Linked DNA regions of Homo sapiens: region 2 is linked to region 1. The links are chromatin loops, found by intact Hi-C in ENCODE. Cell type or tissue: dorsolateral prefrontal cortex. All regions are shown on one strand. Links, peaks and the distances in the headings refer to the core of each region. The heading gives the core; the rest is flanking DNA.

Region 1 (5,381 bases), core at 182-5,181:
CTGTACATAATAGTATATGCTATGCTTCATATGGCTGGCAGCATAGTAGGTTTGTTTACACCAGCATCACCGCAAACATAGGAGTAATGCATTATGCTTTGACACTAAGAAGGCTATGAGGTCACTAGGTGATAGGAATTTTTCAGCTCCATTATAACCTTATTGGACCGCTGTCATATATGCAATCCCTCATTGACAAAAATGTGGTATGCAGCACATGACTGTAGTTAAAAATTGAAAACACTCAATATCTAACAACAGGAGAATGGTCCAGTAAATTTGAGTGTATCTGCTGTGTTTCATATAATGTAGCCATTGAAACTAATGCTAATAAAAAGTACAACATAACATGGGGAATTAGTACAGTGAAAAGAGAAAAAAGCAGGATACAAAATCATAAACACAGTATCTCAAGGATGCAAACACAATTGGAAAGAGAACAATAGTCATGACCAAACACTATCATGTATTAAGCACTTACTGAATGTCAGGCATGCACTGTACGTTCATTTTCTCATTTAATCCACAAGAACCCTATGAAGTAAATACAATGATTATTTCAATGCTATTAATGAGAAGACAGACTCACAGAGATTAAGCATCATTCCCAAAATTTCATGGAACACTAACTCAGCTGTATCTGACACTCACTAGGCTATGCTGCCAGCCAACTTTTTCATGAGGTTTTTGAATGATCTTTGCAGAAACCACGTTCTATTTTTCTTTAGTTTCTAATTTTTCTAAAAGTAGCATGATTATCTTTCTAATTAAAAACATAAACACAAAATAAGTCTTTTTTAAAAAAAGAAAGAACAAGTACCGCGCGCACACACACACACATACAAACACACGCACACAACATGTTTTGCTTTTTCCTAAGATGTTGTATCAGAGCAGCACCACAGAGCCTCAGAAAAGAGATGGTAGAAGTAAGCTGACAACTGAGTGGGATTAGAATTCTCACATTTCTTCATTCACCTTTCAACAAAGTCCCACTGGAAACACTATGGGTCAGTAGCACTTAACCTTTGGTGGGGTCATGATTCCCTTGAGAATTTGTGGAAAATCATGGACCCTCTTCCCAGGACGATGCAAGAAGCATGTCATGGATACACACACACACACACACACACACACACACACACACACACATTTTGCATACTATTTCAGAAGATTAAACAGATGCAATCACGCCTATCAATGTGTCCCAGGTAAAAGGCCCTGACATAAAATAATATAAGAAGTCAACTTTTGTCTGATTTACTGAAGCTTGACTAAAGCTCTGAAACTGCTGTCTACCTAATACATCATAGCTGGCAGGTTGTTCGCTATGATGCCTTACCATCAGCAGGGATGTGCTCTGAGGTATTTCTTGGTGGAAAGATGGATTGCAGGAGATTTATCCACATTCTTGACTGATTCCTGATGGCCAACAGTGTCTGGGGATGGTCAGAGGGAAACTAATAGGCCTACATGAATATGAACTTAAGAGGAAAGTCATGAAAACAACTCAAGTGTAACTCCTAGGAGTGTATCCCTTTACGGTTTACAAAGCATTTTCATACCCTTGATCTCAATTGACCCCTCACAACCCTATGAAGAGAGAGCATTGGCTCTATTTTACATGTAACCCAGGTCTGCACTCCCAGCTTCATCTACAAGAGCTGACTCTATTTTGGCCAACCCCCAAACTTGATGCAAATTCAACCCCTTCATTATTTTAATGAGAAATTAATTTGTTTAATTAAGCATATTGTAATTTTTCTAGATTTTATTTAATATTCACGGAAGCCCATGGAAGGGTCATCTCACATGGAACACAGCTTTACAAAATCTCAATTAAACCCTTCTCAAGTAAGTCTCTCCTCCTGCCCCACTCACCAGATACCCTCTTCCCACTGCAATCCTGCATTACATAGAGTTGCTTCCTTCTTCTGTATGAGCAGGAGCCTTATTAAAGCATCTTATCAACAAGGCTGATGTTGTGGACATTTGTGGGTTTGTTGTTTCAATTTGTTTTTGTTTCTTTATCTTGTCACCCGGCATCCACTTCCCTTTCTTGTAGTAACAACCCACACACCTCCCCCACTCCCAGTCCATGTGATTAGATGATGAAGAAGAGCTGATGTCACGATCATATGACTCAGGCCATGTCAATCACAACCTTAGATTCCCCCGGCTACTGGGATCAGTTTGGGAACAGATGGGTGACTCCTGAGATGTAAGGAAGCCCCATGAAACTCTCACTGAGGCATCTGGGAGAGAAGATTTGCTTCAACCAGATTTGAAGCTGAGAGTATATAAAATCTAGAGCCGTTGCCACCACTGTACAATAAATGGAGACTGAACTCAAAGCCACACACCAGAAGATAGTTGAAAAATAATGTGAAACAAAGTGCTGATGACATAATTTGGGTCTGATCCAGCATGTCTCAAGCCAGCTGCAGTGAGCTGAATGGTGGCCACAAAGATAGGTCTACATCCTAATCCCTGGAACTTACAAATGTTACCTTAAATAGAAAAAGTGAATATTATACGGCAAAAGATGGGATTGAGTTGATGGTCTTGTGGGGAGGAGCTTATCCTGGATTATCCAAGCCCTAAATGCAATCCCATGCTTCCTTATAAGCCAGAGATTACACACAGACAGACAGAAAGGCAATGTGAAGATGGAGACAGAGTTTGGGACACAGCCACAAACACTCCAATTTTGGTTCCAATGAACTCAAATGTTGAGCAGAAGCTAAACAGGCAAATTCCTTCAGAGCCTCCAGAGGGAGCACTACCCTGCCAGTACCTTGACTTCAGACATCTGGCCTCCAGAACTGTGACAGCACACATTGCTATTGTTTTAAGCCACCAAGGTTTTGGTAATTTGTTACAGCAGCCCTAGCAAGCTAGTGCACCTGCTGTGTCCCTGGACTTTTCATTTACTGAATTCCCCTTTTTTTGTAGGCCATTTTAAGTTGAGCTTTTTTTGGTTACTTGTTACAGAAAAACTTTTATTTTATTTTTAATTTATAAAAGAAAAGTTGAATAGCCTATAAAATATTAATCTCTGTGAAAGTAGTAAGACAAATGCATGAACATTACTTTAGAGCTTCTTTTCCATAGATGTTGACCTACTGGAACAAGAGCAAAACCTACATGAAATGAATGGTCGTAAGCTTCTCCCTAGGTTGGTGTCCAGTAATAATGCCTTTTAAGGCCATTGGAGACTTCTGTAAGACACATGCGTTTGTCACCACAAATGGCTCCACATCCACATTGTCTGTTTTTAGACGCCCCATTTGAATTAAGTCTGAATATGCCATGCATATAGCCCTAACAAATGTGTTTTTTTCCCCAAAGGTAGATATTAGAGAATGATATGGTTTGGCTGTGTCCCCAACCAAATCTCATCATAAATTGTAGCTCCCATAATTTTCACATGTTGTGGGAGGGACCCGGTGGGAGATAATTAAATCATGAGGGTGGTTTCCCCCAAACTGTTCTCATGGCAGTGAATAAGTCTCATGAGATCTGATGGTTTTATAAGGGGTTTCCGTTTTCACTTGGATCTCATTTTCTCTCTTGCCTGCCACCATGTAAGATGTGCCTTTTGCCTTCCACCATGATTGTGAGGCCTCCCTAGCCACATGGACTGTGAATTCATTAAACTCCTTTTCCTTTATAAATTATCCAGTCTCATTTGTGTATTTATCAGCAGCATGAAAACGAACTAATACAGAGAATGTGGAATTTGTTTTCATTGATTGTTAAAGTGCAACAAGTTCTCCATCCATGTTTTTGCTGACTGCTGACAACACTTTAAGACTCCTCATGTGTGAAGTAAGAGTTTCACTGAGATAGTGCCTACATTTTCTATTCTGTTAAAAGACATCTATTATTTCCAGGGTAGTATTGCTTTTCAGTATGACAGCAAAATACACCATCCCATCATGAGTTATTTTATTGCAGCCAACGTCAAGGTAGTGTAGGCTACTGTTCAGATGCAGGGCATCACAGCTCCTAAGGCAGGGGATTTCAGAAAGCACTTTCTATATAATAGCAGGAAACCATCTGTTCTGAAGCAACCCATTTCAATCACTGCTTAATATTCAGAGTCAATTATATAAACTGTGGATTAGAAAAGGAAACAAGTAGTAGCCAACAAATAATTTTCATAATAGAACAGAAATGATTCCAAACATTTAATTCAACATGTCTCTTAATCAACTGTGAAAAATTATGCAGCCTTGTGCATTTATCTTCACCATGATAAACAATATTCTTTTGCACTTATTGAAGAAAATCTTTCTCCAGGAATTTGGTGTGCAAAATGAACAGCCAATTGCCTCTCCCATTGGCTGCATTAGAGAGTGGGAAGCAAGAAGTTGTCTTTGTCTCCTCAGTTGGCACAACCTAGGAGCTTAGTAAATGCAGCCAAGACACTGGGCAGGCACAGGCTCGTGTTTAACTTGGAGCCACTGCTTCCCTACATTCAATCTGGTCCGTGTTGCTAGACTTTTTCCCAGGCATCAGGGCACATCTATGTTTTTCAACACCAGCTGAGGAAGGGTCGCATATTCTTTCCAGTTGGGATTCCTGGGCCTCATGCAAATAAGGGGTTATCCCCTGAGAGTGCTTTAAGACAATTGTAAAGTTCTCCTATCCCTCTAGGGAAGTTTAAGAGGCTTGTCTACTCCTAGGACATGTGGCACCTCTGGGTCTGAAGTCCAGTTCAGCCAAGATAGTTTCACAGATTATTGAGCTTTTCAAAGCTTGTGTGAGAATCGGAATGAGCAAAGCACAAACACACTCATAAACAACCTAATAGGGGAAATAAGAAAATTACCTTCCTGAATGTTTAAAAAATGGTTATAGCAGGCACTTGTAAAATCTAGATAAAAGGTAGATATGCTTGCACCTGAAACTGTGTTTTCCTCAAAACATCTATTTTCATCTTAACAATGGTTAAGATGAGACAATGGTTGCCTGTACATGGAAGATAGCTTTCTACTTCTTTAACTTTTCAAGTTTTAAATAATGTACACTTAGTACTTTCATAATCACAAAACTTTTCTGTTTTGTTAAAATTCCACAGTGTACTTTGGGAGGCCGAGGAGGGTGGATCATGAGGTCAAGAGATTGAGACCATCCTGGCCAACATGGTGAAACCCCGTCTCTACTAAAAATACAAAAATTAGCCGGGCATGGTGGCAGGTGGCTGTAGTTCCAGCTACTCGGGAGGCTGAGGCAGGAGAATGGTGTGAACCCAGGAGGTGGAGCTTGCAGTGAGCCGAGATCGCACCACTGCACTCCAGCCTGGGCAATAGAGTGAGACTCCATCTCAAAAAAAAAAAAAAAATTCCACAGTGTAGGTCCTCAATTTAAACACA
Region 2 (5,381 bases), core at 125-5,124, 230 kb before region 1:
TACCCCAAGAGGCTGGTTCCTCCCTATAGAGAGAGGAGAGAATGAGATTTTCCGGTGACATCCTCACTCAGGAAACTCCACAAGTTAAGAGGATATGATACACAGGGTGCAAGCAAAGCCTACTTTCTAAGTCCAACCCCTAAAAGTAACAGTTGTCAAACACTACTGGTACCGTAGTCAATCATTCCTGCATTCACTTGTTCAGGAAGCCCTCACTGATAATCTGCCGCAAGCCTGACACTGTGCCAGAAGCTGTCTAAGCAGCATCTCATGATGTGTTCACCACGGTACCTCTCTAGGGGTGAGTATTACTATCCCAACTCTTCAGATGAGGAAACCAAGGCATAGAAAATTTGAGGAACTTATCCAAAATCACATAACTGGAATGTTTGGATTATTATTTTGAGGGCAATGAAGAGCCACTGAAGGATTTTAGGCATGGGATTGACAAGATCAGATATGCCCTTTAGAGAATTGACTCTGGATTGAAAAGAATAAGACTAGAGGCATAAGACCCAAGAGACAAATACTGCACTTCTTCAGGAGAAAGAAAGGCAGCTTGGCTAGAAAAAGGGAATGCCCATGAGGTTTGGAGACATGGGCTCATTCTAGAGATATCTAGGGGATAGAATCAACTAGGGTTGGCGAGTTTGGACAATAATTCAGCTGCCTTAGAAAGGACAGCTCCTTAAATTCTTAATCCAGTAATTTTTTAAATGGCATGATCCTCTCATGATTGACAAAGCATTTTCACAGACAATGGTGCATCTGTTTCTCCTAAGACGGAGAAACAGGTCTTTTAACTATTTCCCCTTTGGAGATGAGGGAGTCAAGGATTAGGGAGAAAATGGCTAATAAAAGGTAGAACTGGGACTCAAACTTAGGCCTTCAGACACTAAAGCCCATGTGAAGTTTTTGTTTTGTTTTACTCTACTCCATACAGACTCCCTTGGAAGAGTATCAGGAGGGAAAAGAAAGAAGAAAACAGCAGACACAATTGTTCAAGCCATTATTAAGCACCCAGTATGTGCACAGCACTGTTCTCTTGTCATGCATGCACTGATCATGCAGTAGCAGGGTCAGGGGTGTAAGTACGGGGTATGAAACAGACAAAAAGTGCAGAAAGGACAGTCCCACTGCAAACAGTCTAATGGTAGAGCCAAACTCAGGAATACCTAGCTAGCAGGCTGCCCCAAGCATCAATCTACAAGGGCCATTTAATCATCCCTAACAATTACAAAATGAAGAAAATGGTATGTACCAAAACCTTTCTCTAAGAGAGAACTGCAAAGAAATTTTTGATAAGCTGCTTGATGTGTGAGGTGAAACTCCCAGGGAAAATGACAGAGCAATTGCCGATGGTCCCCAAACTGCCCTCAAAGAAAGATGAGCCCAGCAAGTATGTGTTTTCTTGCAGGAAGCATGCAAACTTGAGGCCAGAGCTGGTCCACAGGGGAAATTAGAGGCAAAGCTAAGTCTAGACATGAGTGGTCCCTCCCCCACACACTTCTCAGCCTTTTCTCTAAATAAATGCTAAGTAAATATTTTTCAAATGGTTTAAAGGGGCAACAAATCATGAAGCTAGCTCCCACAGTGATATCTCTGTCCAACTCTATTTATAATGCAATAGAATTGAAAATTAGAAGGAGAAAGACTGCTCAGCTTTTGTACTTGGCCAGAAATGCGTAAGAGGATAGAACAAGCTCCCTGAGAAGTACCCCAGCCTCAACTCATTCTCCCCAGAGAAACAGAACCCCAGGAGAGCAACAGAATGAAGCATGCCGTGTGCAAATGCCTCTATCTGCTTTTCTTCAAAACCAGATGATTAAAATGTGACCGTGAGTTTTATTTTATAGAAAGGAAAAAAGGTGGAGGAGGTGGAGAGGAGATGCAGACAAAAGATTCCAATTTCCATTTTATTTTTCAAATTATGGCTGGATAAAAGAGAAACTGGGCTGGAAAAACCAATTCAAAAATCACAGACAGAAAATAGGAGCCAGGCCTGTGCTGGGAGTGTGGTGTCACATTTGTCCACGCTTCTGGGGATAAACGTTAGCAGCCCTTCTATATATCCAACATCGTATTTGGTGCTTCCATTACACAAACATGATTTCTTCTCCTGCTCAGCACCATATGCAAAGCACCCGGTGAGCCAGGAGGCTGCCGACTCGGATCATCACTCTACTTGGTCACAGAAAACACATGGAATGTAGTTCATGATCAAATGGCTTTCTGATAAAGGGGGAGGCAATAATGGTGTGTGGGAACAACTGTCACACTAAAAGGCCAGCTCAACTTGAACTGGAAATGTGTAAACACAGGAGTGGAATTGTAGTCTCATCTCATTACTGTTTCTCTCTGAGGGCCCTCCTTGGCATGGGAGGAAACAACATGGACTTAGGGGTCAGAGGAACTGGATTCATCTCAAGGATGTGATTTTAAGCAGCTCACTTAATAGGTATCTTTTACTGAGTGCTTTCAAGGGCCAGGTGCTTAGAAATAGATTATATCTTATAACTCTCAAAACAGCCATTTTCAAACAGCACCACTGACCTTGTCTCATTTCACAGATAAAGAAACTGAGGCAGAGGGTAGATGATTTGCCCCAAGTTGCACAGCTGCTACAAGACAGACTTGGGGGTCCTACTCATTTCTATCTGACTCTAATACCTGATCTTTAACTACAAGTTTGTACTGCCCTCAGGTAATAGAACTGAGCCTCATGTTCAATAATACATCAAAAAAAAAGATCATTGTTTCTACCTTGCCTGACTCTGAGTGTCATGATGTGGGCAACATCTGATAATATACGGCAAAGTTCTTTAAAAATATGCCTAATGCTTTTGACTTCAATGGAACGGTCAGCTGTCTTGCTGGCTTCTAAGCTTTCTTCCTTCCCATCAGTGTTTCTGCTGCCCCACACGACTCTAGAGGGCAAACTGTCCACGAGTTTCTCCTTAGCATCCCCTGCCATGTGGCAACCTGGCCAAGTTCTGGACATGAGAGAGCTCCCTGCCCCTCCCTGCAGCCCAGGCACACTCGGGCTGGCAGGCTGGACCCATGCTGTCAGGGGTTCCATTAAAGCAGGAAAACACCCAAACGGGTTAGGAAAGAAACAAAGCAAAATGAAGTAGTCCCAGCCTTAGTAAAGGGCAATTTTAATATCATATTGTAGAAAACCACACCAACTCTTTCCTTATGCACAGGTGCTGGGAGAGAGAAAAAAGAAAGCTGCCTTTAGAACCCCTCTGCAAATCAGGAAAGGACTGCAGTGCATGTGTTTTAAATAAGCCCAGACATCCCATTATGCAAATAAAATGCTGAAAATCAGACGTGGGAGGGGCTTCTGAGATGCAGTGTCCAGTCTAATTCCGGACACAGACCCATGGCTTTCTGTATCCTTGCCAGAGAGCCATAAGCATGTTCTCATGCAAGCACAGAACTCTTCCTTTCTGAATCTCTCCTAAGCCATTTAATTCACATTAATAAAAGCATACACGGGGATAATTTAAATGCAGATGTCTTTGTAAAACTCGTCTCTTTATTCTGGAAATTAGCAAACTGTGGCATTCCAGCTATTGCAGCTGCAGGGCTTGGAATTCTTAAAGGCAATGCTGTGGCAGCAGCGTGGGCTACAGATGGGAGGAAGCACACCTACCCAGGCCCTCTTCCAGGAGCATTCCCCATTATGTTAACCTCAGGGCTAAGGTTATGTGGAAGTGGGATGCAACAGCCTTAGACAAGGTCTTCCTTCCACTTCCAATCCCCCTCCCGAGATGGCCTTGAAGTCACCCTCCCCCGGGGGATGTTAGGCCATATACAGTACCTGATTCCTGCTGTGTTGTCATAATGGAATTTGGGGTCACATACTTCCTCCTCCTCCATACAGGAAACAGGTGAGGTAGGCAGAGAGAGTCCAGAATCCTCTTCCATGCTCAAAGTCTCTGATATCGGAAGAACAATGTAGTCTTTGCCATCCTGAAACAATAAACACAGAAGACTGTTGTTATGGCTTCAGTTCTTCAAGTGCCTTTTCATTAAAAACAAAGGGCACAGGGACTTCTTGGCTACATAGGGTGTGTGGCTTTCATATCTGAACATAGAACTTTAAGACAACAATACAAATCATGTGTCAGAAACAAAAAGCTGTTGAAATGGAAGGTATATTAAAGGAGAGAACTAAAAACAAGATGGGTAAGCAGCCCACAGGGAAGTGCAGTTACAATGAAGAGAAAGCAGGCTGTGGTCAGAGAGGTAACAACAGAACACAAGGAGCTACATAGAACAAAAAATCACTCATTCACAAAGCCCTAACCACACGAGCCAAGCCCTTCAAAGGGCATGGCATCCAGTTTTAGCCACCACATTTCAAGGCAATGGAAAAACTGATGACAGTCTAAAGAAAAGCAACAAATGGGTAGGAAAATGGGTCTTTTGAGAAAAGGTTGCACAACTTAATATTATTGCATCAAGAAAAAGAAATAAAGGGCTATTTGATATCTGTAAATGTTTGGAAGGTTTATTGATAAAAATAGAGCTGACCTATCGTCCCCCAGCTGTTCAAAAGAAAAGAAAGAGGAAATTCACTTCCATTGTAGTAAGAGGCATTGACTAGAGATTAAATAACATTCTAATAGTAAACACTACAACTCTAAAATCTTCCAGTGGAAGTTATAAGAACCTGGGATGATACCAAGACAGAAACCATCTCTTTTGCATAGCTTAGATGTATTTTTGCCTGCAGAATTTATTAAAAATTTCTTGAAATTTCTTCCATTGTTGATCTTCTGTGGATCAACCAGATTTTTTCTTTGTTTTAACTTTAGAAGAGGATTTGAAAATATAACAAAAAGATAAGTAGGTAGAAATCAGAGTGGTCTGCTCCCGGGTTATAAATTAGAATCCTATCTGTCTAAAAGGGTAATTACAGCTTTTAGAAAAGCATTATTACTCAGATGTAGAAGAATACAGTAGATTATTCAATGGCTGAGAGGATGGCATGGTAGCCATGAGACAGTTCAGGCAGTAGGAAAGTCCTTGACATCTAAGTACTCTTTGTAGGTGCTTCTTGGATGGAGGTGACAAACCTGCTGAGCATTAGCTTGCAAGAGATTTCCCAAATGTTCCACCAACTCTGAAAACGTGGGTCTCTGACTGGGCTCCCCGTGCCAGCAGTCCAGCATGGTCTGGTACCTAGAGAAGCAAAACACTGATTTCATTAAATGCCTCTTTCTTCCTGAATGCTGAAAATAAGCACTTAAATGAGTACACATTTGTAAAGAGCTGACGAGGTGAGATGCTAAATAAGGATACAAAACTGTGTAAGACACAGAGTCCCATACTCCAGAGGCTCAATGTGTATAGAAAACATTTAAAGCAAC

The links. A loop is a pair of places that touch in the nucleus more often than their neighbours do. Peaks named below come from ENCODE experiments on the same cell type or tissue, not always from the same donor. Only the 100,000 strongest peaks of a DNase experiment are listed, where the experiment ranks them.
Region 2: a loop joins it to region 1, with 5 times the contacts of the local background. A loop is called at or near these places in 4 of 110 quality-filtered maps.

What each region holds. Positions count from the first base shown.
Region 1 is chr4:55,309,918-55,315,298 of GRCh38, forward strand. It overlaps the pseudogene LRRC34P2. Among named protein-coding and RNA genes, the nearest start is that of SRD5A3, 34 kb to the right of the region's middle. In dorsolateral prefrontal cortex, for the core only: CTCF peaks have their summits at 2,765 (motif pointing right) and 2,968; DNase peaks (open chromatin) are centred at 2,134 and 2,772; H3K4me3 peaks cover 1,453 bases; H3K27ac peaks cover 2,069 bases.
Region 2 is chr4:55,083,781-55,089,161 of GRCh38, forward strand. It overlaps KDR (kinase insert domain receptor), which reads right to left. Exons shown (of 30, transcript NM_002253.4): 26 at 5,088-5,193; 27 at 3,827-3,978. Among named protein-coding and RNA genes, the nearest start is that of KDR, 39 kb to the right of the region's middle. RefSeq lists a silencer at 3,522-3,816. In dorsolateral prefrontal cortex, for the core only: no CTCF peak of the experiment used is centred there; a DNase peak (open chromatin) is centred at 2,981; H3K4me3 peaks cover 2,883 bases; H3K27ac peaks cover 3,744 bases; H3K27me3 peaks cover 455 bases.